2 separate regions of the Homo sapiens genome follow, and region 1 is linked to region 2. A link is a loop called in an ENCODE intact Hi-C map of the cell type or tissue named here. Cell type or tissue: GM12878. All regions are shown on one strand. Links, peaks and the distances in the headings refer to the core of each region. The heading gives the core; the rest is flanking DNA. Region 1 overlaps LRRC4C (leucine rich repeat containing 4C). Region 2 overlaps LRRC4C (leucine rich repeat containing 4C).

What was found. Hi-C counts contacts between places; a loop is a spot of excess contacts. Peaks named below come from ENCODE experiments on the same cell type or tissue, not always from the same donor. Only the 100,000 strongest peaks of a DNase experiment are listed, where the experiment ranks them.
Region 1: a loop joins it to region 2, with 2.0 times the contacts of the local background. A loop is called at or near these places in 4 of 110 quality-filtered maps.

The regions. Positions count from the first base shown.
Region 1 is chr11:40,930,076-40,945,251 of GRCh38, reverse strand. It overlaps LRRC4C (leucine rich repeat containing 4C), which reads left to right. Exons shown (of 7, transcript NM_001258419.2): 2 at 11,529-11,617. Among named protein-coding and RNA genes, the nearest start is that of LRRC4C, 520 kb to the left of the region's middle. In GM12878, for the core only: no CTCF peak of the experiment used is centred there; no DNase peak of the experiment used is centred there.
Region 2 is chr11:41,194,155-41,211,070 of GRCh38, reverse strand. The region is part of intron 1 of LRRC4C (leucine rich repeat containing 4C); the gene reads left to right. Among named protein-coding and RNA genes, the nearest start is that of LRRC4C, 260 kb to the left of the region's middle. RefSeq lists a silencer at 16,288-16,460. In GM12878, for the core only: a CTCF peak has its summit at 9,711 (motif pointing right); no DNase peak of the experiment used is centred there.

The sequences.
Region 1 (15,176 bases), core at 6,770-14,769, 270 kb after region 2:
TCAGGAGATCGAGACCATCCAGGTTAACCCCGTCTCTACTAAAAATACAAAAAAATTAGCCGGGCGTGGTGGTGGGCGCCTGTAGTCCCAGCTACTCGGGAGGCTGAGGCAGGAGAATGGCATGTGAACCCGGGAGGCAGAGCTTGCAGTGTGCCGAGATCGCGCCACTGCGCTCCAGCCCGGGCGACAAAGCAAGACTCCGTCTCAAAAAAAAAAAAAAAAAAAAAAGAAAAACTGCAAAGTTGAACACCACTTAGGAGAGCATGACTATTACAGTAGGAAAAATGAGGAGAAACGCAGGACTCAACTTGCATAGTGGCATGAGAATACCTAAGCTGGAATGAATAGGAAAGATATAGAAGTCTATATTTTTATAATTTGTTTTCTCTTGTTATTGGCAAAGCATTAGCCAAATGTCAAATATTGTTAAATGCTAATATATGGGCCAAGATGGCCAGAAATTGGAAAACTGTTCTGACTTATTATACTCTAAGACCATGCAAAATTGCCTTTCCTGGAGCATTATTTCAGGGTAAAAATGACCAAACCTACCAGGTGTTTGCAGAATCATCTCGAGGACTGGGAGCTTACTGTTTCTAATCCTCCCTCTGCATGGCTAAGCTTTCCAGAGGTACAGAAAGGGCATCCAGTTCAAGAACCCATGTCACTGAATCAGTAGAGAGCTTTTGGGAGACAGAGGTACTAGCCAAATTGCCCAGAGTAGACTTGTTAATAAAATTAGCAAACTTCACGTTATTTCAGTCTGTTACTCTTTCAATGACAGAAGCATTTTCTTTTTGCCTCCTTTCCAGTGGAGCTTCAAAAATGTATCTGTGTTTTGCAAGTCTTGCAGATTTATAATTTTCTGTGTTGGATGTGAACCCCTACACTGGAGAGGTCAGAAAAATTATTCATGAAAAACACAAATCTTGCAATTGATAGATAAGGATAAAATATCGTATCCTCAAGATATGTGGTGCAAATCTATTGCTAAGGCATCTGTGAATGTTTTTAGCTTGGGTTTTTTTAATGCAAATATTAGTGATGAAATCTTAAACTCTTCATTGGTTATCAATAAATATCACTTTTATTTATTGATCAAATTGTCTTCTGACAATTTGTTGTTTTTGAAAATCATTTTCTGCTATCCATCCAAGGGGAGCTAACATTTCTGGAGTAGCTAATAGGTGTTAGATGTAATGATGTGTATTTACCGTCCGTATTTAGGACAACCTTAAAATAATCCTATTCCAATTAAGGAAACTAAAGCTTGGTGAAGTTAAGCATTTTGACTAACGAGAAATGGGCCAGAACATGGATTAAAATCAAGTCAGTCTTTTTTCTGGAAGTGAAATTGGGGAAGAGGGAGAGCTAAATGGGTCAGGGCCTTCTGCCTAATGACTGTACATCTGACCTATCAGGTCCGGTTTTTATGGGTTTTAAACATCTGTGTCATGGTTACTCCTACTGGGAAGTTGAATGTATTCCACATAAGAATGAAGAGACTAATGTGTGCAAACACTTCAAAGACTCTCCCGACAGGAGAGATAGCCTTGGAGACAACTGCCTTCATCATTTTTTACCCCTTCCCCTTCACAGAAAACAATTTCAAATAGTATAACACAGGTTGTATTAGAATCTGTGTGGTGGCTGTAATACTCTGTCTAAATGAACTGAATAAAAACCTCTCTTGGGGCAAACCAGGCAGTTTGGTTTAAATGATCCCTTACTCTGCTTTAAAGTATACTAGTAATACAAGCAAATCCAACTGTAGCCAACAAGTGAGTTCCTAGAATTGCATTTTCTTTGGCAGGTAAATGGTTTTTCTTTGTGCTGGAATCGAAGGTAATGGAGAATAGTGGTTAAGAATACGGGTTTTGAAGTCAAGCAGCTGAGAACTGTAGCACAGTACAATCATTCGTGTGATCATGAGCCAGTTACTTAAGCATCACTTTGCTCCTCTATACTAAGGTGTGAGGGGAAATAACCTGCCTGCAGAGATGCTGTGAGAACAAAACGTTGTAAGTGTGTAAATCACCTAACAGTACCTAGCCTTTAGTTATTTAGTCATTTCTTCTGCACCACGAGTAAGTTAAGTCTTCACACATATCACCTCTCAGAGAACAACTCCATGAGATAAATGTGATTTCATTATTACCTGCATTTAAGAAAACTGAGGTTCGTGAAAAATATTCCTGTAGTCATACATGTGGGCCAAGATAGAAAAGTAGGTTTATGTCTGCTTTCAACACCTGAGCTGCTAAGTATACTACTATTTATTTCACATGATCCTGTGTCACTATGAAATAAGTAGTTGAGTAATTGCTGACATAGAAAGTTAGTAATAGGGGTTATGGGGAGTTAAATGCCTTGGCTCTGTTCATATGGTTGGTAGGTGTTAGAGTTAGGATTGGAACTCTGGTCTGTCTGGTGTTATCTTTTCTTTATTACTAGTATCTCCATTTTCTTTACCTCTTGGAATGCTCCATCTGAATAGCTTGTATACTTCAGGAATCTTTCTGCAGTGCAGATCTCACACTGTCTCTGTCAAGCATTAATTCCTTCAATAATCCCACATTATCTACAGGATAAGGTCAAACCACTTTGTATAACTCACCTTGCTCTTCCCAATCTGAATCCCACCTCCCTCTCTGGTGTGCTGCACACCAACACACTTACGTACATGCTCCAACTCTAGTGCACTACTTGCAACGCCCCCACACTCACCATGTTGTCCTGTATTTCTACATTAGTTCATGCCTGGAATGCACTTGCTCACCTTGTTCAATGTGTGACTTCTTAGTCATCTTTGAAAATTGCAGCACTTTCTAATTGAAAACTGCAGCACTTTCTAAAGTTCTGGTCCATGAGTAAAAACTAACACTCCCATGACCACTACAATGAAAGTATGCCATTTGTCCTCTTGCTGGGATTATAATTGACTGATAGTCCTAGAAGCTGCTCTTAAGATCCAATGGGTCTTTTGCTGCTAGATTTTGTTTCCCATGAGCTGCTTCCAGTCAATGACTGCTAGTAGCTCACTCCCATTCTTATAAAACATAGGACTCCTCTAATGTGCAACTTCATCTCAAGGATGCCCCATTGGCTAGCTAAACCTTTCTTGGAACTGTGCTGCAGGACTGGACTCTCTCTATCCAACCTTTGCCCCTTCCATTCTCCTTCACACATGTCAGACATTCACCGTAGTCTGAAATCTCTCCCTTATTCACCTGCTCACTGCCCCTTTATCCTCCACAGTAATATCTGCCAATAAATTTATTGTGTGTCTAACCCTGTCTCAGTGCCTGCTTCTTGATGGACTTGAACTAACATAGCTATAATAATGCCTTCTCTATCCTGTATACATACTATCACAAAATAATTGCCTTCATTATTTTCTTATCCCCTTCTCTAAATTAAATTATAAACCCTGTAAAATCAGAAAAAATATTGCCTTACTTCATTTATTTTTAGCACTTAGCATACTGTTTGATCCTTAGTGAGTATTTAATAAATATTTGTATAAATAAGTGCTCAAAGTATGATTTTCTCTAACATGAATTGTTTAGGTTAAAACAATCAAAACTATGTGTTTACTTCTCAGGTAGCACTATCAATCAATGTGAAGATAGCTGGAAGTTAGCTTAGTGTTACTAATGCAAAGATTACATTTCAAAGTATTACCATTTAGCTTCCCCATGCCCAAAATATTTTCTTGAGTTCAAGTGAGTTTCCATGCTTATGATCTTAATTTAACTAAACATGAAATCTTGAAATCTCAGTGAATACCTCTCATCACTAAATGAAACAGCTTTGATTAATCACTTTGAGCACTTCAAAATAATCTGTCAGTTAACCTATATTTAACATAAAATCTATGTGAGAGCATTTATTTGTAGGAAAGCATATTCTTAGACAGCTATAAAATCAGATATCAGTTCTTAATATTTCAAGTAAGGAGTGGGATGTAGAATGTTTCTATTTATTACTGGTAAAGCCATTACAAACCTGTTTTAATCTGCATAGTAATAAAATTATCATGACTAACATTATTTTCTCTTGATCATTTCAGGTCTTATATTTTTATTGCAACAAAAAATAAGTATCTCATTTCTAATTGAATTTTTTCTTCAAAATTACACTGGTTTAACAATCTAATTTTGAAATGCCATTTCACTGCTTGACTCCAGCCAGTTCTGTTTTTTTGTCCCACTTCATTTTTCGTATTTAAGATTTCTGTTGGAATTTTTAAATATATTATCTTCTGAATGTATTACGTGATCATTCTTGTGCCATCAGAACTAGTGTCCAAAAAAAAAAAAAAAAGATTTTGTAACGAATTCTCTGTCATGCTCTTCAGGCCATGATCCCCATTCCCCAGATAAGATGCTAAGAATTAAGTAAGTAAAATAATGAGGTGATTGCATAATTAGTAACTGGATATGAACCCAGATTTACCTGATTTTTGACTACCTAATCTTAATTCAGTTGTCTAGAGTTTTGAGTAAAGTTTGAGTATCAGAGAAGTCTGTTTAATATGAAAAGCACAGAATGCTCTTCTAAGAACTTTGTAGCCTGTTCTGGAGGCATTAGAAAGCTACTTAGGTTTTAAGGAAGAAGGAATAATATAATTTGATATCTGTTTGAAAAACGTATCAAAAGTAGAATGTGCAGATAATGTAAAAGATGATGGTTAAAAATAGGAAAGGGGAGATCTGAAGTAAGTTACTGACAAAATCCAAAGAGAAAGTGGTTAGGATCTTATCTAAGAACATAGGCAAGAAAATTGAGAGGAAGAGCAGAGTGAAGAAATATCTCTAAATTCAGTGGCTCAGCAATGTGGGCATTTGATCACATTTCTTAGCCATCATACATTGTTTCCCGCTTGGTAAAATGAAGATAGTACAATATTCTTCAAAATGTTACCATGAGTTTTAAATAATAATATACTATTCTAAACTTGTTTGGTACATACTACGTGCCTAGGCTTTTTCATGAGCACTTTGTTTAATCTAAAAATTTAATTCTCACAACAAGCCCATTAGTTAGGTACTATCACTATCACAGTTTTATGGATGAGAAAACTGAGGCACAATGAGGTAGAGTAAAAAGGGATGACACTGTGACAGTGTGAGATTAAAGTAACAGCAGGTATTATATGTCTGACACATAGAAGGTGCTTTGTAAATGACTATAATTAGCCAAGTAGACTAATGTACTTGAGAGATAGAACCAAACTGGACTCAAGTTTGTTACATGGTAATCCAGCACTTGTTCATGTGAACTGAACTCTGATTGGACCTTCACGGATGGAGTGCAGGTGCTGTCCTTGATGCTGGGAATACAGGGGCAAAGTAAACAAACCCCTGTCATCACAATGATTTCTGTCTGATAAAACAAATGATCTGATGACAGGTAATTGAACAAAGGAAGCTGAGTTGGACTGTTTCCAAATTATTTTCTGCAACACACTGTATACTGGAAACATTTACTCAGGAAGATGGCACAGGAACAAGGCTCAGCAACCATCTTCACTTTGCTGCATTCTCAGTGAGGACAAAGGAAACAAACTGGCTTCAAATCCCTTCTTGAGCCCCTTTTTTGATAGAGTTCACTTTAATCTCTGGACTGTTATAGGTCCAAAGCTATATACAAAGTGTCTAGTTTCTGGTGAATCCCCAGGTGCCGAAAGAGTGCCTAAAACCGAGCGGGCAGTTAACTATTGTGTCTTGAATGAATAGATGAATGAATGAATTCAGGTATTTTTCACTTTTTAAGCTATTCATCCTTTACAGTAAGTTGATTTCTGAGGAAAAAATGAGTATTTAAGAATTAATTACCAACTTGTATATGTGCTAGGATTGATGGTTTTACAAAGAAGATATAATGATTTAAAAGTGTCTTCTAATAATTATTTATAACAAACATTGAAGAGATAATTTTAGCCATTTTATGTGAGCACTAAAACCAGAGCACCCTTTGAATTTCAGAAGTGTCATTGTGCCACCTTTTTAAAATTAAATCTCATTCAAAATTCATATTTTAAACAGCATTGTGAAAACACTAATGTTCAATATAAAAGCATCATTTAGTATTACACCATAGCCAAGAAATCGTGAGACAATTAGTCCATGTTCTTCCGTCTAGTTTTTGTACATGGACATATGTATCATCACAGAATAATCGTTATTTTAGAATTTCCTTTTTTTCCATTCACTATTATATCATAAACATTTCTATAACATTTTATAATTATATAATACTATTTTAATATCTGGATAATATTTTCTCTGTTTGTCCCAGCCCTGTGTGGCCACTCACCCACTTACCTTCAGTAGATCTCTGGAATGTTATCAATTCCAGATGGTGTCTAAAATGATGCATTTGCAAGACAGAACCATTACATTGTAGCATTTTCTAGTTTGAGAAGAGCTTGAAATTTGTGCAATTAAATAATTCCCTTCATTTAAGGATGAAGACACAGACATCAAGGGAGTTGTGGGAACTTGAGCTATGTTCTGAGAAGAATGGTAGAGTGTCAGATCAAAGTTATTCAGCTATGACCTGGACCAATCACTTCACTACCTTGTGCCTTAGTGTGGTCAAGTCTGAATCACCTAGGTCATATTTTTGGAAATGTCATGTTTATCTATTTAAGAAGAGGCAGTAGGTGGTTAAAACTAATGAATGACATTTTCAAATACATTTATACAACACAGAATCAAAATATGCCACATAATGTATTTACCATAATATTGACACATAGTATGTGTTCAACACATACATTTACTGCCATCGTCATTGTTATTATTGTTGTTGTTGTTTGTACAATGTCTCTACTTGGTGTAGTATAGGCATATTTTATAGCTGTTCCTCAGTACATTATCAAGTACAGTGAATTATCCATAGGCTTTCCTCACCCTTCGCTTGGATCTTTTCTCTGTGACAGTACAGAATCATTGCGGTGCACTCATCCAAATGGAGAAAGGTCAGAGGGAGATTACGTTTTCTTTCCTGCCAGAATAGCTGTTTATCAGGAGGAAAGGAACTGTCAGAACTGGAGGAGACCTGCGCCTGTTCATTCATCTTTGCCCCTTTCTGCCAATGCAGGATAACTACTGAAAGAACATTCTTAAGTGATGCTTTTTAAATGACTTCAAGCAGTAGTGCTTCCAATTAGATTGATATTTGTCATAACTATTTTATTGGCTCTTGATAATCACAGAGAGAATTACTGCTATTACTCTCCAACATTACGATGAATCAGTTCACAGAAGAAATTACAAAGAAGAGCAGGCTGGGTGCAGGAGCTCACACTTGTAATTCCAGCACTTTGGGAGGCCAAGGCAGAAGGATCACTTGAACACATGAGTTCAAGACAAGCCTGGGAAACATGGGAGACCCTGTCTCTACAAACAAACAAACAAACAACAACAACAACAAAAAGCTGGGCATGGTGGCATGTGCCTCTGTCCCAGCTACTCGGCAGGCTGAGGTGGGAGAATTGCCTGAACACAGGAGTTCGAGGCTGCAGTGAGCCATGATCACGCCACTTCACTCCAGCTGGGGTGAGACTCTGTCTCAAAAAAGACAACAACAACCACCCTACACACACACACACACACACACACACACACACACACACACATATACACACACTCAAGAAGAGTGAATTATTGGAGAGACTGAGTACTTTACAACTGAAGAGTTATGCAACAAAGTGATGATGTCTTAAGAGTACCCTAGTATTAGTTACTCTGTATTTTTTTTTAATTTCAACTTTTATTATATTAGACATGGAAGTGCATGTGCAGATTTATTACAAGGGAATCTTTTGTGATGCTGAGGTTTGGGGTATGGATCCCATCACCCAGGTAATTAGCATAGTACCTGATAGGTAGTTTTTCAACCCATATCTCCCACCCTCCCTCCCCACTCTAGTAGTCGGCAGCATCTGTTGTTCCAACATTTTTGTCTCTATGTGCTCAATGTTTAGCTCACACTTGTAAGTGAGAACATTCTGTATTTGGTTTTCTGTTCCTGTGTTAATTCACTTAGGATTATGGCCTCAAACTGCATCCATGCTGCTGCAAAGGACATGATTTTATTCTATTTTTATGGTTGCATAATACTTCACATTTATATGTACCACATTTTCTTTATCCAATCTGCCATTGATGGAAACCTGGGTTGATTCCATGTCTTTGCTATTGCAAATAGCACAGAATGAACATACATCTGCTGACAATGTTAGACAGTTACTTTGTTTTTAATTTATCATGAGTCTTCCAGATGTTCCCCAAACTTAACTCTCAGTTAAGAGTGATTGCCTTCTTGGAACGCTGCTGTATGGACTCCAGATTATATAATTCTAATTTCAAATTAGAACTTGTTTTTGTGTTAGAAAGCTGTCTAGGTTGGCATCCCAATTTTACCATTACTGGCTTTATGTCCTTATGCAAATTATTTAATCATTCTGTTTCTGTTTTTATATTTTTAAATAGACATGATTATAATTGCAACTACACAGCGTTGAGAATTAAATAAAATAATACATGATGTTACCAGTTAATGTAGTGCCTGATGTATGGTAAGTGCTTGAAAGTGTTAGATACTGGCCGGGCACGGTGGCTCACACCTGTAATCCCAGCACTTTGGGAGGCAGAGGCGGGTGGATCATGAGGTCAGGAGATCGAGACCATCCTGGCGAACATGGTGAAACCCTGTCTCTACTAAAAACACAAAAAATTAGCCAGCTGTGGTGGCGGGCGCCTGTAGTCCCAGTACTCGGGAGGCTGAGGCAGGAGAATGGCGTAAACCTGGGAGGCGGAGCTTGCAGTGAGCCGAGATCGCGCCACTGCACTCCAGCCTGGGCAGCAGAGTGAGACTCCATCTCAAAAAAAAAAAAAAAAAAACAAGTGTTAGATACTATTGTTGCTATTATTAAATTCATTATTAGCATATGACATATTTCTCAGGCCCTTTAAATCAGGTGAACATAAATTATCTAATTTAGATGTTAATAAAACTTACTATGGTGAAAAATAACCTATTTTACAATTCAAAAGACCCAACTTTAATATTGGGTCCACCACAAATTAATTATAATATCTGGAAATCATTGCAGCTCAGTTACATTGCAATACACATTTTTTCTCAGGACAGAGTTAAGGTTCAAACTATGTTATATATATATATATATATATATATATATATATATATATATATATATATATAAAATTTGGCATCTTTTTAGTAGTTTTTAGTACTCTCATCACATTCTTACTGAGAGTCCCATTTTATTTACTCAGCTCCCTTTAAAGATGGAGAATGTGTTATTACTCTAGTTTATAGCTGAGGACCTGAGACTCAGAATGAAGTTACATCACTAAACACAGTGAAACAGGAAGTAGAACCTAGATTTTCTTAAATCAAGAGAATGAACTCATTTATTCTGTGACTTTCTAGTTATCTGAAAACGTCAACCACCCAATACACTTTTCTGCTCCAATAGACTAATTTCTCTTGGGAATACATTCTAAAAATATGTGTCATTAGGCAATTTCATTCTTGTAAGAACATCATATTGTGTACATATGCAAACCTTTATTGTATGCCCTACTATACACCTAGGCTATGTGGTAAGGCTCATTGCTCCCAGGCTACAAACCTGTACACCATGTTACTGTACTGAAATATTATAGGAAGTTATAACACAATGCTAAGTATTTGTGTATCTAAAAATACCTAAACATAGAAAGGGTACAGTGAAAATATGACATTATAATCTTATGAGACCACCGTCATATAAGTGGTCTGTTGTTGACTGAAACATCCACGTGCAGTGTATGACTATATTAAGCAGACATGGCTCTGTTTTGTCAGAACAGACATGGATGAAAACAATAATAAAGACACAAGATTTTCCTCTGCATCTCACAGTTGAGGAAGCTGTAAAGGGACTGAATTTTGAACCCAATAACATTAATAAATTATTTAGCAATCTACTTAGAATGACTTCACTTCCTTAATCAACAAAATATTATTTAAGCCCCTACTACATACCTGTTTTGAATATATTTTGTTATTCAGGGAAACAAGGAGTGCAGCAGTGAAAAAAACTAATGGAAATCCCCACCCTCATGGGGTTTTCTTGCTTAATGGGAGGAGAACAACAATTTTAAAAAGTCTGTTTGTCAAAGATGTTGTATGCTAGACGGTAATAAGTGCTTTGAACCAAAATTAAGGAGGGAAAGAATAGGGTCAACGTGTAAGTCATGTGTTAAGTCTTTTTGCATAAGATAATGGTAGGATGTTGTTCTGACCTGAGGAGAAATAGCAGGAAGAGAAAATTGGTGGTGGCAGGGAGCTCCCTTTGGGATATTCTAAATATAAATAGCTTATTAGCACTCTAAATGTGTAGAACAAGTAGAGAGTTGGCTGGGCTAAAATATAAATCTGTCAATTCCAGGTGTGTAAATAGTATTTCAGTCATAAACCTGGATTAGACCTTGATGGGAGTTAGTCTACTAGGAAATAGGAGATAGTCAAGAGATAAGCCATTATTATTACAAACAATTAGAAGGAAACCTCAGAGGAGACTAAGAAAGTTTGACCCATTGTGGGAGGAAAACTGGAGAGAACGGTGCTCTGGAAGCCAAGTGAAAAAAAAAGTGTTTTAATTGGAAAGAAATGCTAAATTATTATAGCGTAAACTATAGCAGTACTAACTAAGTCTAATTTACTCCAGGATAGAGTAAGGAGAAATTGAAAGTAATGTGTGAATGTCTGTTATTTGAATAAGGCAGGTGGTCATTAAAGAAAGTAAACACACGAGTGCACACACACGCACATGCAGATAAAATATTTTCCATGCCTTCGGAGTGCAAAGGCAGGGACATAGAATTAGGAACACCAGCTATAAATCTCATAAAATATGACAAACAAAGGTCTGTGGGATTACGGATGAGGTAGAGATTAGTTTTGATTGGCTACTTCAGAGGGAAAAGGTCATATTTCAGCTGGGTATTAAAGAATGACTATGAGTTTGTGGATGAGAAATAGGAATAGACAAAAGAATAATGACATTTCAAGTGAATAAGATAGAAGGAAAATGGTATAGAGGCATGAAAAGGCACAGTATGTTTAAACAAGGAATAAACTCATTTGACAAAAATAGACCTTGCAAAGAAAACAGGGATAAACAGCACCAGATATGCCTTTTTTCCTTTGTTAAAAATCTTACTCAACAGTCCAATAGAAAGACAAATTTGATAAAGTGACACTTTTCTCAGAACCAAATATTGTGATTGACATCATTTTGCAAAAAGCCTTTTATATTCTGGGAAAAGCCTCAAGCATGGCATATTATAAAATGAATATACACGGATAAACTTACTGTAGAGAAATATAAATTATTCCCTGTAGGTTATTCCATTAGGTCAGTTTTAATTTCAAGTAACTTTGCTTGGGCTATTTTCTAACTTTCTTAAATGTAATGCCATGTTTTAATCGTATGTCTTTTCTAGAAATGGTTCTCTTTACTGCGAGGCTGCAAGGTCACCCAATGAGAGAGGGGCCAAATAAGCTGGAACATCATCTAATACACTGAATGTAGGTGAGTGAAACAATAATAGCTTTAAACAAAAGTAGAAAGAAATGTTGTTTCATATATGACTAGAAATGGTTCTCTTTACTGCGAGGCTGCAAGATCACCCAATGAGAGAGTGGCCAAATAAGCTGGAACATCATCTAATACACGGAATGTAAGTGAGTGCAACAATAATAGCTTTAAACAAAAGTAGAAAGAAACGTTGTTTCATATATGACTTATACTACCTTGGAATAGTCCATGTTTGTAAATTAATATGGTCAATTGCTGGATACATGGCATGGGCCAGGCTCTCACTGGTGAGTGTGGGGTTGCTGCACACACCTGTGTCAGGGCTCCATTTCTCCTTGAGGCACACAAATTACAGTTTTGCCAGGAGTCAGTTTGTCTCTTGTAACTGCTCTGCTTCTAGTAAAACATTGCAAGTCTGCTTTCTAACTGCAGTTGCATGTATTTTCACTTATTCCACTTTCTGACTCCTACTGAACTCATAATTTATCCTTCCTTTATCTTTCTCTATCAACCTGGTCCATCAGACACTACACTTAGCTTTATTTGCCACGCAGAATCCAAAGTCAGTCACTGAGTTCTCTCCAACCCTCTAGCTCTCTATGAAATCTATCCCCTGGCATATTTTTCTTGTCAGTTGACCAGTTAATATTTATTTGTATAATTGATTATTGGATGTACCCTTCACTAGATCAAATATTCTATGCAGGCAAGAATCATGTCTGTTTGCTCATACCTCTTGGATATTTAACACAGCCATGCTGTCTGACCGCATCTAGTCCTGAATAGGATGTGACCACATGAAATGTTCCAGCTCTTTCAGCATTTTTCAAAATCTCTATTCTCCATGGGCTCAAACCTTGCCCTGACTTCCTTAGTTTCAAATGAATTAGCCTCCTCTTTTAAAAAAAGATGAGGCTATTTGATGTGCACAGCACCGAATTTTTCTTCTTTAAACCTTAAAATATCTCTTTATCTTTACCTATACTCTATTTTCCAAAATAATCCCTCATATTAAATTTTAATTATAACACTTTCATTCCTTTACCAATTTTACTGAATCAGCTATTCGTCTCTAAATTTGCATTTCTCCATTTCCCTGGTTCCTTCCATGCAGACTAAAACCAAACATGTTTCTCTAATCCTGGAAACATATAACCAACTAAAATCCAAGCAAAACTATTCCCCATCATTTCACTCTTTTCCTGTGTTCTTCCCCACATTAGCCCCTCTTTACCCATTCAAACTTCTTGAAACAACTCTCAATATTCTTGTCCAATGCATGGTAAATTCCATAGAAGAAGGATCTATTTTTGTTTCATTGTGCATTGCATTTCCAGTATCTAACACAGCATCTAAAATGATAGGAGCTCAATAATTAAATAAATAAATATTAGTTCTCATCTCTCTTCCCACTCTGAGTGTTAAAATTTTGCTTCAAGCACTGCTTAAATTACTCTCACCAAGATAACCAACAGTAATAACTCCCTCCTCTCTTTTTCAATTTATAGCAATGCTGCAAATTCTCTTTTATATCCCATATCATAATCTATCCTAATTATTTTAACTGTATATGTCTCATCACTTCTTCAGAGTCTCAGCCCCTTGAGGTCAGGACAATTAACTTGGTTATTTCTTTTGCTTCCCTAACTCTTAGCTAAGAACTTATTTCTCAACTTTTTATTAATGACTTCAATTAATAGATTTAAGTACTGAAGGATCGATCCTCTGACATTACTCGGACAACTTTAGCACTACCTTTGGTAAAATGTTTTGTCCCTGAAATAAAAATGTAAAAAATGGAATAGAATATCCTGCTACAAACCATTTCAAAATCATTGGAGGAAGAATTCTAAAACTTTATACCAAACGAATCATGACATTTATATATAGGCTTCATAACTATATATAATCACTTAAAAATAATTATAAGTATCTACGCATATGTATGCTACACACACACACACACATACACACCCCTTTATCCTTGGCTACTTTAGTGCATTATGATCAAACTTATGCATTAAATGCCTGCAGTATATATCAATTGGGGCTCTATGATAAACAAATATATGCATGCGAACTTAGACATATACCACACAAATAAGCCAAGTAAAATATAACCCCCTATAAGCTAACATTCTCACAAAAGGGACAACATAAAATCTGAGTTAAATAGTAAGACTCTGCTTATTAAACATATATAAGCAATAAGAACACATGCATGCACACGTGTCTAAAAAATTGGTTGTAACTATATAAACGAATAGTCATTGATTAAATTATTTCTAAGAAAATAAAAGCCTTTTCTACTGTCTTTAAATTCCCAGTAAATGTACACAATAGAAGGAAGAAAACCCTAAGCAGCTGTTTTAGGAGTTTGAACAGAGATTTAATAATTATTCCACATTTCCCTTCCCTCTGTCTTCATTTTCTGCAAACTCAAAATTGGATTCTTGTTTGTTTGCTGTTTGATTCTTTTCTTCCACTAACTCATATGGATCAGCAGATCAACTTGAGTGTATTTGCCCCAGGTCTGAGATTCTAAAACTCTTCTGGGACACTGTTTCTTGTAATTACCTACAGCTGCATTTACTAAAACCCACAGATTAAAGTTTTCCTACAAGCACCTTGCTCAGGCCTTTGGGAGATCTTACAGTCCATGGAAAGGGATCAGGAAAATCCAAACTGATTGGTGGCTTGAGGGCCAAATAATTTATTGTTTAATTAACTTTTCTGTTTTTCCATTAGTTGTGACTTCACATAAACATAAATAATTTATGAAATGTTTGGGGGATTTAATTTGTTTTGGCCCCCAGTAAAAAGTCTTGAATGTAACCCATTTTTAGACTTGGATGTAAATGCTATTGCTTATATGATATTCACTCATATGGATCACTGTATCATAGGGGCATTTGTAAAATCAAAACAATTCACAAAGTAGTGATATTTTAAAAATCTAGACACAGCAGCAATTCAGGGAGAGCCATAAAGGCTTATAGAGAATCACTTTAAGATGGGAGGTCTCTCAGTCTCTAATTTGGTAAGTTGAATGACTATGTGGTTTATAGTCTTTGCCTTCTCTGTAAATATTTGGCATATACATTGGGTCAAGCCTTGAAACCATGTCTGCATGTGATGTATCAGAGACACTAATTCAGAAGGACCCCGAATTCTATTATATTAATTCTATTTAGCTGTTCAGTTAGCTCTCTTTTGTTTGCCTTTTCATGCTGTCCTCTTTCTGGTAAGTTGACCTGTAAAGGCTAGAGCAATAGGCTCCAGTCCCCACTTTGGCCATTAGGAAGTCCTAGCAGCGGATAATAAGAAAGAAAAAGTGAAATCAGCGTCTCTACTCTCCAGGTTTCTTTGTGTGTTCATCTCAGACTGGCTGGATTCCTCAGCCAAAGGTTTGGTATTTTTCTTGGCTACCTTCTAGCCATGAAACATGCAGACACTGCTTACCTGAACAGCTTCCTCCCCTACTACCTTCTGGACTAGAAGTGGTAACAAGTCTTTTTCTCTTATTAGCCCCGGGTCCTGCATTCTCATTTAT
Region 2 (16,916 bases), core at 5,675-13,674:
CACAGCAGGAGGTGTGTGACAGGCAAGTGAGCATTGCTGCCAGAGCTCTGCCTCCTGTCAGATCAGCTGTGCCATTAGATTCTTATAGGAGGGCCAACCGTACTGTGAACTGCATATGTGAGGGATCTAGGTTGCATGCTCCTTATGAGACTCTAACTAATGCCCAATGATCTGAGGTGAAGCAGTTTTATCCCCAAACCATCCACTCCCAACCCCCATCAGTGGAAGAATTACCTTCCCTGAAATCAGTCCCTGGTACCAAAAAGATTGGGGACTGCTGATTTAAATGTATGTGAATGATAAACTGTGAAGTTCAGTTTCTTTCCACAGACTTTGAAGCTCTTTGGCTTCTGTTTTGGCTCTGTTCTTAGGCTAGTTTATTGAAGGGCAGAGAAATAGATGCCGACAATATCTGGATTTAGAGCCTTATGTTCATATTCAGGTACTAGATATCTTTACCAAGCCATGGCCCACAATAACCATTATGACCAAAGGATCATTGTATTAGTCCATTTTCATGCTGTTGATAAAGACATACCCAAGACTGGGTAATTTATAAAGAAAAAGAGGTTTAATGGACTCACAGTTCAGTGTGGCTGGGGAGGGCTCACAATCATGGCAGAAAGAGAAAGCCATGTCTTACATGGTGGCAGGCAAGAGAGGATGAGAGGCAAACGAAAGGAGAAAACCCTTGTAAAACCATCAGATCTCGCGAGACTTATTCAAGACCAGGAGAACAGTATGGGGAAAACCGCCCCCATGATTCAGTTATCTCCCACAGGTCCCTCCCACAACATGTGGGAATTATGAGAGCTACAATTCAAGATGAGATTTGGGTGAAGACACACTCAAACCATATCAGTTATAATGGTACTATGGGTTGGTGTTTGTCTCCTTGGGCTACTGTAACAAAATACCACAGACTGGGTGGCTTAACAGAAATTTATTTATATTCTCACAGTTCTGGAGGCTGGAAATCAAAAACCAAGGTGCCAACAGGGTTGGTTTCAAGTGAGGCCTCTCTTTCTGGCTTGCAGACACCTGCTTCCTCACTGAATCCTCACGTGGCGTTTCCTCTATGTGCATGCAGAGAGAGAGAGAATATCTGGTGTCTCTTAGTCTCCCTACAGTGACACGAGTCCTATCTGATTGAAGCCCCACTCTTAAGACAACTTTTAACCTTAATTACCCCCTTTTAAACCCTATTACTAGATATAGTCATATTGTGGGTTAAGGCTTCAATACATGAATTCTGGGAGGACGCAATTCAGTCCAAAACATTTTACCTTCTGTCGTCCCAGAATTTATGCTCCTCTTGCATGCAAAATACATTCACCCCCTCCCAACAGTCCAAAAAGTCTTGTTCCATTCTAGCATCAATTCCAAATCCAAAGTCTTTTTTTCTCTTTAATTTTTTTTTTTTTTTGAGACAGAGTCTCACTCTGTTGCCCAGGCTGGAGTGCAGTGGTGCAATCTCAGCTCACTGCAACCTCAGCCTCCCAGGTTCAAGGGATTCCCCTGCCTCAGCTTCCCGAGTAGCTGGGATTACAGGCGCCCAGCTAATTCTAAATCCAAAATCTTATCTAAATCAAATATATATTAGACCTGAGGTATGATTCATACTAATAATCCTCTCCTACTGTGAACCTGTGAAACTACGGGTTTTGTGCTTCTAAAATACAACGGTGAGACTGGAATAATTTAGACAATCACATTCCCAAAGGGAGAAATCAGAAAGAAGAAAGGGTGGCAGGTCCCAAACAAGTCAAAAATCTAGCAAGGCAAATTTCATTTGATCTTTACAAATAATTAATATATATTTAATATTTATGTATATTTAATATTAGTATATATTTAATATTTTAACTTTTATTTTAGGTTCAGGGATACATGTGCAGGTTGGTTATATAGGTAAACTTGTGACTCAGCGGTTTAGTGTACAGATTATCATCACCAAAACACTATGCTTAGTACCTAACGGGTTTTTTTTTTTTTCTTTCTGAACCTCTTCCTCCTCCCACCTTTCCCCTTCAAATAGGCCCCTATGTCTGTTCGTTTGCTCTTAAGGCTTGAGAATAATCCTCTCTGGCTGGCCTCTCTGCACTCCAAACCCACGGGGGTTGCAGCAGCCCCACCTTCTCAGCTCTCCATGGTGACCCTGCACCCTCAGTTCTGTGGGGTGCCCTACCCCCAGGACCCTGAGCAGTGGCCTTGTCCTTGAGGCACTGGCCAGTGCGTCATCCTGGCCCACTAAAACCAAGGAGGTGGCTCCATCCTCTGAAGCTGAGGAGAAAACAGACTTGTCTGCTTGGTTTATGGTAGGAATAGCAGCCCAGATGATCTCTGAATTGTCTTTGGGACCATTCTTCTATTTTCTTGTAGAGAAGCACATGTTCCCAATCAGGTAGCCCTGTTGTCCCATCCTGTAGGATCTCTGAGGCCTGACAGCTTTCTTTTATTCTGTTGCATTGTTTCTACTCCTGATAGCCCCTGTGGGAAGTATTTCTGCTGGTATAATCCCATTGCTATTTCTGTCTTCAGTTAAGACAGCTGATTAAATTCTGTGGGTAATCCTTTAGAGAGTGATTTATGAATTGTCCAGCCTCATCCTATGTGTTTCATCCAGAGCACACTTTCTCATTTTTTGGCAACATGCACAGGCAGAGAATTATTCAAATCTTCAAGTCCTGTTTTCTTTTTGCTAAATAACTTCTTCAATCTATCTCTTTCCGCTCTCATTTTACTATAAGCAGTAAAAGAAAACTAAGCCGTAACTTCAACAATTTTATGAAATCTCAACTAAATAACCAATTTTATCACTCACAAGTCCCACCTTCCACAAAACACTAGAACACAATTTAGCCAAATTCTTTGCCACTTTATCACATGATTGCCTTCTTTCCAGTTCCTAACAGCATGTTCCTGATTTGTGTCTGAGACCTCCCAGAAGCACCTTTAATGTTCATATTTCTACCAACATTCTGTTCCTAGTGATACATGTCTTCTCTAAGGTGATACTTTCTCTCCAGCTCTCCTCTTTTCATGCTGAGCACTCACCAAAATCACCTTAATGTACATATTTCTGCTACTGGTCTCTTAAGACAATCTAGGCTTTTACTAGCCTGGACTTCAAATTTCTCCCAGCTTTTACCCCCCACCCAGGGTCAAAGCCACTTCTACACTTTTGGGTATTTGTTAAATCAGCACCCCACTTCACAGTACTAAAATCTATATTAGCCTGCTGAGGCTGCCAAAACAAAATACTACAGAGTGGGTGGATTAAACAACAGAAATGTATTTTCTCACAGCTCTCAAAGCTGGAAGTCCAAGATCACGGTAGGAGCAGGAATAGTTTCAGGTGAAGCCTCACTTCTTGGCTTGCTGTCTTCCAGGTGTTTTCACACAGGGCCTTTGCTTTGTGCATGCACAGAGAAAAATCAAGAGGGAGAGGGAAAAAGAGAGGGAGAGGGAAAGTGGCAGTGGAGGAGATGGGTGGGAGGGAGAGATCTTTTGTGTCTATTCCTCTTCTTATAAAGACACTAGTCCTTTGAAATTAAGGCCCTACTCTTTTGACTTCATTTAGCCTTAATTGCCTCCTTAAAGCCATTATCTCCATAAACACTTCAGGGGTTAGAGTTTCAATAAATGAATTTCTGGGTGGGGAAGATATTCAGTTTATAATAGATGAGATTACACTAATTGGCTCAGAGCAACTGTTTTTCAGCCCCCTGGATCTTTATAATGACTAAGGGGAGAGGGAGAGAGGAACTTTTAAAAAAAGACTGATGTCCAGACATTACCCCAGAACATGGAAATCAGAGTCTTCCAGGCTAGGACAGGGCATATCAACTTTTTAAAATCTCCCCATGTGATTGTAAATTGGCAACCAGAATTGAAAACCACAGTCTTAAGTCCTTTAGGCTCCTTTGACTGAAACAATAATGCATAGAATGTTGTGGATCCTTTTGGGAAGAAGAAAGGAGGACTGGGTACTGGCATTTTAAGCATATTAAATATGCTTATAAGGAATACATGCTATACATTATACTTTTTGCTAATCTATACATTATACTATATACTATAGCAGAAAAATATATATATAGTGTATAGCATCATATATACTTATAATGTAGGTATAAGATAATAGGAAAAGCTCTAGAGTCAGACAGCTAGGGTTCTAATTCTGTTCTCATCTTATTACATTACGTTAACATTCTTAGGATAAATGGTGGTGACAATGACAGTATTCTCCTTGGTTATGAGGATTGAGATTATACAGGGAAACCCCCAAATAGTCCATAAGTATTATTAGCAGTAACAGTTAAAGAAGATGGAAAAACCTGAGGTCTATGTCTGTTTGTCTTCTCTCTGATACACTAAGATCCTCAGGCTTTGGAGCAAGGGATTCAAAACTGTGTCCTTGCAAAGCCTACATTAGCTAAATTTTGCATGTCAAAGTGGTAGGGCCTGGGGCACTCAAAGGGCATTTGAAAATAGCAGAATAATTCTAAAGCAAGTGGTTAAGGTCACAGTAGATACAGGAGGAAAGCTGTGAGCAAAGTTACAGCTCTTCAAGGTGATTTTTTTGAGCTTTCAGAGGATGCTGCAAGAGCCCTAACAGAAAATGAAGGAGGCTTTTTGTAGGTCACTCTTGTGTTGGAATATTAGACTTTTTTGATTAATTTTAGAACTCCGCAACCCAACATTTTGAAATTTTTCAGAAGATATCCTATGTGTTTTGAGTTGAGGCTGCCTGTGAGAAACAGCTTTTTCTAAAACACTGAGCAATTCAGTTTGGCATTTCAATCTGTCTCCTCTTACATTTGTATTAGAAAAAGCCAACCTGGTGGAAATGTTGATTCTCAGACTTGAGAGTAGTTAAAAAAATAAATCTTTTGTTCACTTTCTTTTAGAAATGTTTCCTTGTTCTCATCTGAAGTGTGTGGGAAGCCCTACCTAATCTTTAGCATTTTTATGAAATTGTCATAAAAAGCTTTTCTATGTTGTATATAAATTCTTATCTCAATTGGAAGTTGAAGGGGGTTAACGGTGATGGTTTTCCTTGACATATCTATAGTATACTACTTCAGTGTAGAAACACTGGCCAGCTAAGGAGTTTTTTTCTTAAAAAGCTTAGTAGTAAAATGCATGGTTTAGTGTTTCCAGTGCTAACTTGCTTGGTTTAAATTCTGCCTTTGACATTTACTATTAAATAGTTTAATTTCTCTAAGACTCAGATTACTCATCTGTAAAAGGAGGATAATAATAGAATCTACTTCACAGAGTTGTTATGAAAGTTAAGTTTGCTAATGTACTGGAAACCCTTGGAGTACTCCTGGGTCCATAGCAAGCATCACTTAAGTGTTAGGAATTCCTGAAGGTTATTATAAGTTTTTTTTGTTTGTTGTTTGTTTGTTTTTCTTTTTGCCAAACCCACTGAAGAGGCAGTAGTCTGAGAGTCTACTGGGAAAAACAAACAAACAAATTTATCTCTGAGCCACGTTTGTCCAAGTTTGAGGGTATTGACTCTGTGATTTAGAAGCTACAATCACTGGTAGCCTTTGTTAACTCATTTCTAAAAGGGGGAAAATCTGATATCTCCTTTGTTTATCTGGTATAATGGTTCAGTACAATGACCTTCTACAAGCCACTGCTGTCTCCTGCCTTGAAGATTTCAGGAGCCCCCAAGTTGGTGTTACAGTTTCCATTCTTACCCATTTAACAGCACATTCTCCATGCAATAATCAGAGAAAAATATAAATTGACTCATGCTATTGCCTTGCTTAATATGTTCATTGGTTTTCTATCATTTTTGAAATAAGTATCAATCTCATCATCATAGTTTATATAGCTCTGTATGATCTATCCATGTTTGAATCTCCAGCTTATCCCTAATCCCTACTCCTTTGTTCATTCTGTTCCAGTCACACTTACTTTTTTTATGTTCCTGGATCATCCCAAGCCCTTTCCCACCTCAGGGCCTTTGGATATATTCAGGGATTTTGTATACATTTACAATTACCAAACATTTTTACCTGGGATCTCCAAAGGGTTGGTGATCCTTTTTAGACTGTAAGTCTTTATTCAAAATCATCTCCTCAAAAAAACCACTTCTTACTATCTCATCTAAAGTGGGCAACACTCCAGGATGATCTGCCTCATATCTCACCCCTTTAATACATGTCAAACCTTACAATCATCTTGTTTATGTATCTGGTTACTTGTGTATTGCTTCTCTTCACTGACATTTTGAAGGTACAATATTGTCCAAATTTTACATCATTATATTCCATAGTGCCTGGCACATAGTAAATGCTCAATGAATATCACTGGAAGAAAGAAAGAAAGAAAGGCAAAAAGGAAAAAAATGATAACATATAAGGAGCTCAATATATTTTAGCATTATTAAAGGAAATATAAATAAAGATTAAGCACAGAATGAAAAAGTTCTACTGACAGCCAGAGTCTGACTCTAGGAGTGGACTTCTTCAGAAGAAATATAGAGTTAGTCTTTTAAAGCCATGAGCCTGAGAACTGTTTCTTTCCCATAGGAAAAAAGCAGTGTCTCTATCTAAGTCATGTTGCCTGACTGACAATCTCTGGGCTTGTACATTAGGTAAGTGCTGGGCTGGCTGGTGACTGTTCACTGTGTAAGGATTTTAGCAGAAAGTTGCTTCTGCCACAATCATACCACACCCAAGAGGTTAACTGTTCAAAGCAAGATATGGTGCCCAGTCCAGATTATGCTGGTTTCAGTAGGCTGGTGCCAAGCTGAGATTTGTCAGGGCCATCTCTGCCTTATATATTTCATTATTTCCTCTGTCACTGAACAATAAAATGCTTGTGTGGATAATCTTAATTCCTTGCAGTATACATCATGGCTCTTCTATTTTTAGAAGGCCAGGATAATACTCTGTCTCCAAATCTGTTCTTGAAGGCTCTTGTCTTACTCAAATTGCTTTTCCTGTCTCCACCAGTTGGACACTCAAAAATATTATTTCAAGAGGACCTATTTTAGTTTTGCCATCTATAATCTGGAGAAAAAAAAATGAGGTCTTATTCTGATCTGACAATTGCATGTGGCTGTTTCACAAAGAGAAAGAAAAAGAAGAAAAAACAAGATGTGTCTGGTGAAATACCTTCTACTTTTCATAAACATCACCTGTCAGCGATTTTCCAGAAGACAGGCTCCCATAGGCTGTCTTAAAGGGCAGACATTTTGGGCTGTGAATGTTTTATATACAGATATCTTCTCTGCTCTAGTAACACTGATATTAAACTTTGATTGCTTACTTTATTCCAAACCATTCTAAAGACTGTCTATATATTAGGTCATTAGATGCTCACATTCCACAGATACAAAACAAAACAAAACTGAGGCACAGAGAGGTCAGTTGTGGTGTTCAAGGTAACCCACAAATTCGTAGAGCTAAGATTGTAATCAGACAATCTGGCTTCAGAACCTTTATATTTAACCACTATAATCTCTCTCAATGGCAGTAGCTAAGTCCACAGACTCTGGGTCTTAGAATGTGGGATGCAGGGACTCTTGCATGTATCAAAATAAAGTTTGCAATTTATTTTAAATGTTAGTCATCTAAAACCAATAGCTTTAGAAAAAAATTGCTTCCTCTTAACTTCCAAGAAAAATTTCAGGCTTATAATTATAATTCTACATTTAAAACGGTCCAGTATTTGAATTCTTGTTACCAAAGCAACTGCCTTCTCCTCAGCATCTTGGATGAGATTGTGAAAATGAAAGGATTTATATTCAGTATGGTCTAGATTTCTGTTATAGGGCCCTCAACAGAACCTTAGAATGAAATCTAAATAGACTGAATCATCCATTTTGTCTGTCCAAGTGTCTATTTCCTAGCCTCAAGAAAACAGGGTGAATGACAGATAAAACAGTAAATGTGGACTGAAGGAATAAGACCTTCCATGATGAACACAGCCCAAGAAACTGAAGAAAGAAATCAGTTTTTGACCGGGCACAGTGGCTCACGCCTGTTATCCCAGCACCTTGGGAGGCTGAGGCGGGTGGATCACCTGAGGTCAGGAGTTCAAGACCAGCCTGACCAACATGGTGAAACCCCGTCTCTACTAAAAATACAAAAATTAGCTGGATATGGTGGCACATGCCTGTAATCCCAGCTACTCAGGAGGTTGAGGCAGGAGAATCGCTTGGACCCGGGAGGCGGAGGTTGCAGAGAGCTGAGATCATGCCACTGCACTCTAGCCTGGGTGAAAGAGCGAGACTGTGTCTCAAAAAAAAAAAAAAATCGGTTTTCAAAGGGGTCTCTGAGAGACCTAGTTTATTGTTAAATAGTTGTTTGGGGAAATTTTGTCTTTATAGCATGAACTTGGCACTTCAAAATCCTTAATATTTGAAGAGAGGCTCATTCCAAAAGCATTAGAGCCAAAAAACACGGCAATGTCGGCTCTGTTATTTACAAGCAGAAGGATATTTAGCAAATCACTGAACCTCACTTGTGTTTTAACTAAAATGAGAATAAAAGAGTTTTCTTTATTTTAGGGCTCATGTAAAGATTCCTAAGATAATGTATGTAAAGTGATTTAGTGCTAGGTCTGATATATAGAGAATACTCAATAAATGACAGATAATAAAAGAGAATATTTATGTAGTTAATACAAAAAGAGCTTCAGGTTTGGGGTTAAACTTTGGATGGAGCAGCTGAATTAACTCCCCTTTTAAATTGATGAGCTGCTATTGATTCTATGTGGGTACATAATGCAGAGATGATGAGAAATCCAAATCATTTCCCGAAATCCTCCTCTGTGCATCAAACAGAAAAAGTTGAGTCAATGTTAGCAGAAACCCATTTGGACAAGACCATCTCTACTCTAAACTTAGTATTTGGGGGCTTTCCATCAGCCTACTAGTGCTGTCTAGTTTATCAGAGAGAAAATAAAGAACTGGACATTGTCCAGTCAAGGAAGAGCCGGTGTTCCAAAGAGGACATCAATAAGTTCTGGAGGTGGGGCAGGGAGTAAAATAATGAGGCATTACGAGTGAGGCAAGGAGGCTCCTAGGAGGACTGATGGTCAAAACTAAACTTTACTTTCCACTTTTCCCTAAAAACTACACTGCATTTGCTGGACTTGTGTGTGTGTGTGTGTGTGTGTGTTTGTGTGTGTGTATGTGTGTGTGTGTAGAGCAGCCAAAAGCATCCTGGGTGCTTGCAGAAATCCAGTTTAGAACTCCCCTAAAAATGCATGTAAGCAAACATAACCAATGTGGCTCATTTTTGTATAGATATTTTTGAATAACATTTTTCCAAAAAAATGCCAATGCTAAAATCTTTAAAAGAAAATCTATGTAAAATCTTCTGAGATGTTTATCACCTATTAAAGTGTCAAAAATATTATTTAGAATACCAAAGAAAGGGCTTCAGATCTTTAAATTTGTAAACAGGCAGATATTTGGTGGGGATGGGGAAGATTCCTCACAGATTCTCAGGAGACAATTCACACATCAGGAAAAACGGTAGCTTGGGCCACATCTTCAAAACTATGGTTTAACACTTTTCTTTAAAGACTCTGTTCTAGTAGTTTATTTTTCCTATAAAATAAATGAGCTTTGCTCCCACAGAAGTGAAATTAGAGCTACCAGGACCAAGGGTTTTGAAAACCTTGTAGAATGGGTATTTCTATCAGAACCTGAAGGGTTAAACCTAGAGCCGCCACTAGGTGTCACGTTGGGATTGGTTTTGGGAACACGAGCTCCCTAAACGTCTCCAAATAAGAAAAGGCACCTTCTAGGTTAATTTCAGCTACTGTTCAGTTTCTTTAAATAGAGACTCGTACACTGCACATGTCAAATCTTCAGAGTCTTTCCCTTTGTTTTACAGGTATTTACAACCATTTAAACTTTTCAACCCACCATACAGGCCTAGCAGGAGGTAGATTTTGAAATAGGGGAGGTGTGACAACAGGATCACATTGTAGGGAGGGAGAAGTCTCTTTTAGTCTTGTATCTCTTAAAATCTATTTAAGTTTCTCCATCTTAAAACATTGGAAATTAACATGCAAATTGAGAAATAATTTGGTGCCTGCTATATAAAATGCATACAAGTTTCATATGTGAAAATTCCAGATTTCCCACTAGGTTTTCTTCATCACATCTTCACATCTATTCACCCCCACTTCAGTGGACTGACTTCCCAGCTGAGTTCTACAACATTCTTCTCTCTGGGTCTGTTTAGATAACTTAGCAAATAAATTGACAAATACAGTGGTTCAAATTTGAGTGTTAATCATTTCACAATTTGCCAATTTCAAAAATACTGTTTTAAAAGAAAATAGTTTTTGGGGGGGCCATATTTTGGCCACAGAGAATAACAGTTCAGCACAGATAAACTCGATGACGGTAGAGAAAACACAGTGGTTTTAAGCTCAGGGAGTGGTGGGTACTCTATTCTAGAAATATTTTCACATAGCTACTTACTCCATCATCGGTAAAGCAAGTTTTATCTCTGTTTTTGCAGAAGTAGGTAGGTTAACATTACCTGAAAAAATTAAAATTTAAAAAAAAAGGATGCCAAAGAAACTTCCTATTTTCTGGAGAAGAACAAGTCTCTGCCTGAACCTCTAAAAGCAAAATAATAAGAAAAAAATGCAGAACCAGATAAAATTGTAGTCAGGTGCAGTAATGCAGACAGAAGTTGCTAGGATTTGAACACCTGTAGAAAGCCTTGGTAGACTAAAAGAAATAATGCCTTTTTACTTCCACAGCATTTTCTGATTTAAACCCATTTCAGAATAATTTATGTATATAGTCCTTTGTCAAAAAAGTATTTAGAACCTGCTGTCACCATTGTTTTGGGGACAAAAATACAACAATAAACAAGACCCAGATCAACATCATTCCAATCTCCACGAAGATTGCATTGTAACTGGTGAAGCATACATCAAAGAATTGAACAAATAAGTTAACTCATTTCAGAAGTGACATTACTACAAAGAGACTCAAGCAGGAATAAGGAACAGAGACACACAAGAAACAACATGGTTTTTTACATAATCTCTCATAAAAGTACATAGGACAATGAAATGAGCAAGGAGATTTAGGCTCACGAGCTGTATGATCTTGAGCAGGTCACAGAGGTTGGCTTATTCATGTTTAAGATGTTAAGATGTAAGGAATGTATATATTTTATCTGGGCTTTCTGAAAAGTCTCCATCACTTAGGGGGTGACTTTGTGGCTGAGATCAGAATTCTGAGGAGTCAGCCACAATATCTATGAAAACACTTTGCAGAAAGAAGGTCCAGCTAGTGTAAAATTTCCACATTTGGGACTCCCTTGGTGTCTTCTAGCAATCACAGAAACGCTGGCATGGCTGGAGTTTCATAAGCAATGGAGGAGGTAGGTGGGAGGAGATGCATTCACTGGGAAATATAAGAAATTAAATGCTCTAAGTGAAAATTTCTAGCAGATATCGCAGCCAAAGTGGGTGTTTGACACACCTATCTAAGAAGTCTACACTCTATATGAAATAAAATTAAAACTCTTTACCATAGCCTACAAAATCCTATACATTTTTGTATTCTTGGGTAAAGTATTGCACATGGAAGTGCTCAGAAATGCTCTATTCAATTAATTTGCAAGACTGCCCGGAAGAGGAATCATATTACAGAAAACTGTTAGTTTTTTCTTTCTTCCCTGACAGACCCACAGGAAGGCTGACACTCCCCGTTTTTGAATATTGTAGTGTGAGGATGGGATGCTTGGAGCTATACATTTTCTGATTATTAAAAATAAATCACCAAAAGCTGAGAATGTTGAAAATATTAAAATACCTTAGATCTTTGGAGACAGGATTTAAGAATTGAACAAACTCAGGAATACTCACCCCTTGAACTACTGTTTTGGAAATTACTAAGTGCCTTACTGTATAAACTGTTTCCTTGAGAATTTAGTATACTTTCACAGAGTGTATATATGATAGCTGATACAGTTGTCTTTTACACTGCTATAAAATCAATGCCATGCAAGGGCATAAAATCCATAGTTATTAAACACTGATTTGTTGAGTGAACTTATCAAGGCTTAATGCTTCAATAAACGAAGGCAACTAGTACCTTTCGCTTTTAGAACAGATTTTCTTATGTGGATAAAATAAATAAAACACCCGTTGAGACTGCTGAGTTCTAAATTTTGCTCAATACATAGTTCACTAACTGTTCAGTAAATATAGCATTCCCAGGAGACCTGCTTCTCCTCCTTATACTTATGTGAGATTGAAATACATGTTTGTCTTCTGGTTATTTCGCTGGGACTTCTACCGCTGTAAAGAAATCACACTTCTTACCAATATATCAGAAACTAGTGCAACTTAAAGAGGGCCACCGTGAAAATGGAGTGTCTTTCCCACAGACCAAAATTGAGTGTGTGTTTTTCTATTTCCCTCCATACTTTTTTTTCCTCTCCCCTCTATATTTCTTGTTCTTGTCAGAAGGGCTCATTTGGACAGAGGACCTGGGTGCATGTTCTCTTTTTGTTTGGATTCCAACTTGTCATTACATTCTCAAATGCTTACATCCCTCCTCAAAGCAAAAGCTGCATTTTACAGTCAAAGTTGTGTTTATTGACATTTTCTGAATCCTGAAAATATTGATATTGATAAAAGATACTTAAATACTTTCTTACTTTCACTTTCTGAAAAAAGGAGATAATTTTATTTATACCTAGAATTATGTTTTTAATCTAGGTAACTGCTATAATTATTCATAGTAATATAGGTTTCCACCATAATACATTTTTAAATAGGAACATAAAAAATCTTAGAGTGATATACAGGAAATGCATATATTTCATGGCTAGGGATCAGACAGCCACTGAATTGCATACAATGGAATAATAGTATGGTTTTAATGGTTCAAAAATCTATAGATTTATCCATAGCAAAAATTGTTTGTTCTTTATTTTTTGTCATAGATACTCCTAAGTAAATAATATACTTTAAAATAATATTTTAAATCCCACTTAGCTTTTTTTTATTCACAGAAGGTTTATATTTCTGTTTCTAAGTTAGAAAAAATCATGGAATAAACTTGAGTTTACAATGATGGTGATGGTGATAACAACAGGGGTGATGGCAGTGACGAGGAGGTAGTGGTGAATTTCATTGCTATTGATATCAGCTTTCATTTACTGAGCATTTTCCAGATGTCAGGCATTGTGATGAGCCATTTGCTTGCAATCTATTACCACCTTTCCATGATGTAGGCATTGTTTTTCCTATCTTACCATGCAAACTAAGACCCAAAATGACAATGTTATTTCCTTATTTTAAGGAGTTTGAGGAGAATAAATCTTGAGAGAAGTAACTTGGAAGAGGCCAGGAGAATAATGAATATCTGAAAATTCATCACCTATTAGGGAAAATGCAGAAGGAAGTATCTAATGTCAATGAAAAAAAATTCCATCTGTCTCTGGAGAAAAAATAATCTCTATCTCTATATTTTGCTAGTAAAGAATTTCAGAAGGTTCTGCAGATTCCCTTTAAAAGAGGTGCTGTTTGATGTTTTTGAGTATCTCTGGGGAATAATTTCACACCTGCAAATCCTCTAGAGAACAGGACACAGTGATGTGTAGGACAAGCAAATAGATTTTCCTTTCTTGTTATTTCCCAACAGTTATTTTTTAGCATGGTACCAGCCAGGTTGCAGAGCCCAATAAAATGATAAGCCTGTCTTCCTCAATGTCAGGATAGGCATCAGAATCCACCATCACATGCATCTCTTAGAAATAGAAAAATCTGAATCTGGGCTTTATCAGCGAAAGGGATTATCCTCTAAAATAGTGTGTCTTATTTTGTATCCGTGAAGAATGCTTGTGGGTATAGAGATCTGTGGATGAATCCACTGCCAAACAGGAACAACAAAAAATCCTTTCTTTATTGCAGTTTTATCACTTGAAGGGAAGTGTAGCTGTAACTTGTTTGCTGTCTTAGCAAAGTGGTACTTCCATGCACAGAATTTCCTTGATTCCTACCAGTAGCTCTGTTTCTTATTCTTAATGTTTAGGCTGGGGAAATCAAAGAAGGAATTTCAAACTGAATAATAAAAATCCATTTTAATACTTTAATGTCTTTCTTCCTTTCAATCCATTGTGTCTGACATGGGAATAAAGATCTTTTATCAGGCATTTAGTTTTCTACCTGCAGAAAGTTGGGAACAGGAGTTACTAAAAATTAATTAGATCCTGGCAGTAAATGAATTTTTAGTCCCTGGTGAAGCTGACCTGAAAGAAAAACTTCAGTAATTTTGGAGAATCACATGAGCACACCCATCCCACATAAGCAGGATGGGTATCAACCAACCCATCCATTCATTCATGCATCCGTTTATCTGTCCATCCATCTATTCATCTATCTACCCACTCAGCTGTCCATCCAGTTATCCATCTATTCATTCTTGCATTTTATGTATACATTCATTTATTCATTATAGAACTGCCCAAATTAATATCTTTCATAAGTATTTGGTAACTATCAGTGATCAAGTATTTATTCCTCTTCTATTTAACAATGAACTCATTCTTTCAATCTCTCCTATGGCCTAAAGATTGGGTTTGATAAACTCAACTTAGAAAACTGCAAATCATCACTGTGTAAGTTTATGATTTAAGTTCTTGTCATCACATTACTCTTATGTTGATGAGTGTCTTTGGATAAGATATTTAATTTCCTGTTCCTCATCTAGAAAATGAAGGAGCTAGTCTAGTTGATTAGTAACAACTGCTTTTATTTTTAAATGCTGTTTCTTTCCTACGCTCAAAAGTGAGTGGCCAGCCTCTGTGTTTCTGTCTTCAAACAAAAAGTCCAGTGTAACACATACACTGACTTGAGGGAGAATGTCTTTAGATTTTATGTAAACTTCAGGATGAGGTGCTCATACACTGACAGTACTACATTTTGGAAATATTCCAATTGACATTTATAAATGTCATGGAATTAACTACAGAGATTGCCCCTTCTATTGTGTCCAAATAAGCAAAGAAAGCAACAAACTTTAAAAAGTTAGATCAAAGGATGAAATAAGGGTAAAAGATCAGTCTCATCAATGGTTGTTTTCTCGAGAAGGGATCCTTGAGCAGAAAGTAGATGAGACTTCCTTCCTTCTCAAAGGGCTTAGCTTCTATGTTTGTTAAATTAGATTTGATGCACAAAAACAACTTTGCATCTGCAAATGAGACCTTGTCGACTCCAATTTTGTGTATATGCTGACTTAAAAGGAAGACACAATAAAGGAAACTTAAAGAGATTTATTGATTAAAAAAAACTTGCTCCTTTTACACTTTCATACATTTGCTCACTTCATTGTTCGTATAAGGCCTTCCTCCATTCCATATAAAGTAAACTGCTCTTTCTGATGTTATTGATTATTCTGTGTCTGCTTTCATGGGAATATAAAATAGACATATCATCTCTAAGTCAACGCATACCTGTATCAGCTTGCTATTGGTGGACTGTATGTGCTTTATAATTTGGGGGGGGAAATATCTCCATGATGAGAAGCTTACTAAAGTTAAAGGCAGAAAGATATTTGTCTATCTCCTTGATAGTCCTTTTCCCAGTGGATTGTCAGTTTCTGAAACATTCCAGTTTGACAGCCATTGAGAATTGACATTTTGTGCACTGTTAATAATTTTGTTTTTTTAAATGGCTTTATCTATGCAGACTAATTAATGATGCCTTTTTTCGATAGCTGAATTGTGATTATCTATTAGTTTATATTTGGTAAAGTCAGAATTCATGAAATTATCAGGCCAAGTTCTGACAAGACTAATTTAAATAGTATTTACTTTAATGGGCAATTTACAAAGGGCATGCACACACAGTGTGTTTTGTTTTGTTAACCTAAAGAGAAAACCTGGGGAAATTAAGTTGTGACAGAATGGAGGGGCCTATGAGGAGAAAAAATACAGGGGAGCAAAAGAGAAACTATGTCTGAAGCAGGTCTCTGCCTACTTCACAATAGTAAGATGGGTAAATATACAGCCAAGTAAAGCATCAGTTTTTTTTTTTATCTTAGTGAGTATTACCACTTTGGTGGGCTCTGCAAAATTAGAAATCCTGTCTTCAGAGGCACAGTTAACTATTTCTCCTCCGCAGGAACTAGGATCAGTACATTTGATAAACCTGCCATTACAGCAAGTACATATTCCATATCTGGTATTATTTATCTATTGTTATATAACAATATTACTATAAATGTGGTGAATTAAAACAACACACATTCATGATATTATAGTTTCTGTGGGTTAGGAGTGCCACACAACTTAACAGGGCCCTTTGCTTCATGGTCTTACAAAGCTGCAATCAAAGTCTTGGCTGGCGTTGACAGAGAAGGATCTACTTCTAAGCTCACATGTTTTTTGGCATCGTTTTGTTCCTTGTGGGCTGTTGGCCTGGGGGCCTCTGCTTCTTGCTAGCTAAGAGTCTCAAGGCCTCAGTTCCTTCTAACATGAGCCTGTCCAACATGGCCACTTGATTCCTCGAAGCCAACAAGGGAAATAATCTCCTGGCAAAATGGTCATTATCATCTCAGGTAATGTAATGATGTACATCTTGTTACCTTGCTATATTCCATGGGTTAGAATCGAGTCATAGGTTGCATCCATACTTGAGGGGATTATATAAAGACATGAATACCAGGAGACAATCATGAGTTTTATGTCTCTATACTCATATTATCATATATAGTTGACCCTTGAACAATATAGGGGTTAGAAGCACTGGCCTCCACACAGTTGAAAATCCATGTTTAACTTTTGTCTACCTAAAAACTTAAATACTAATAGCCTACTGTTGACTGAATGCCTTACCAATAACACATATTTTGTATGTTATAGTACTATATGCTGTATTTTTATGATAAAGGAACCTGG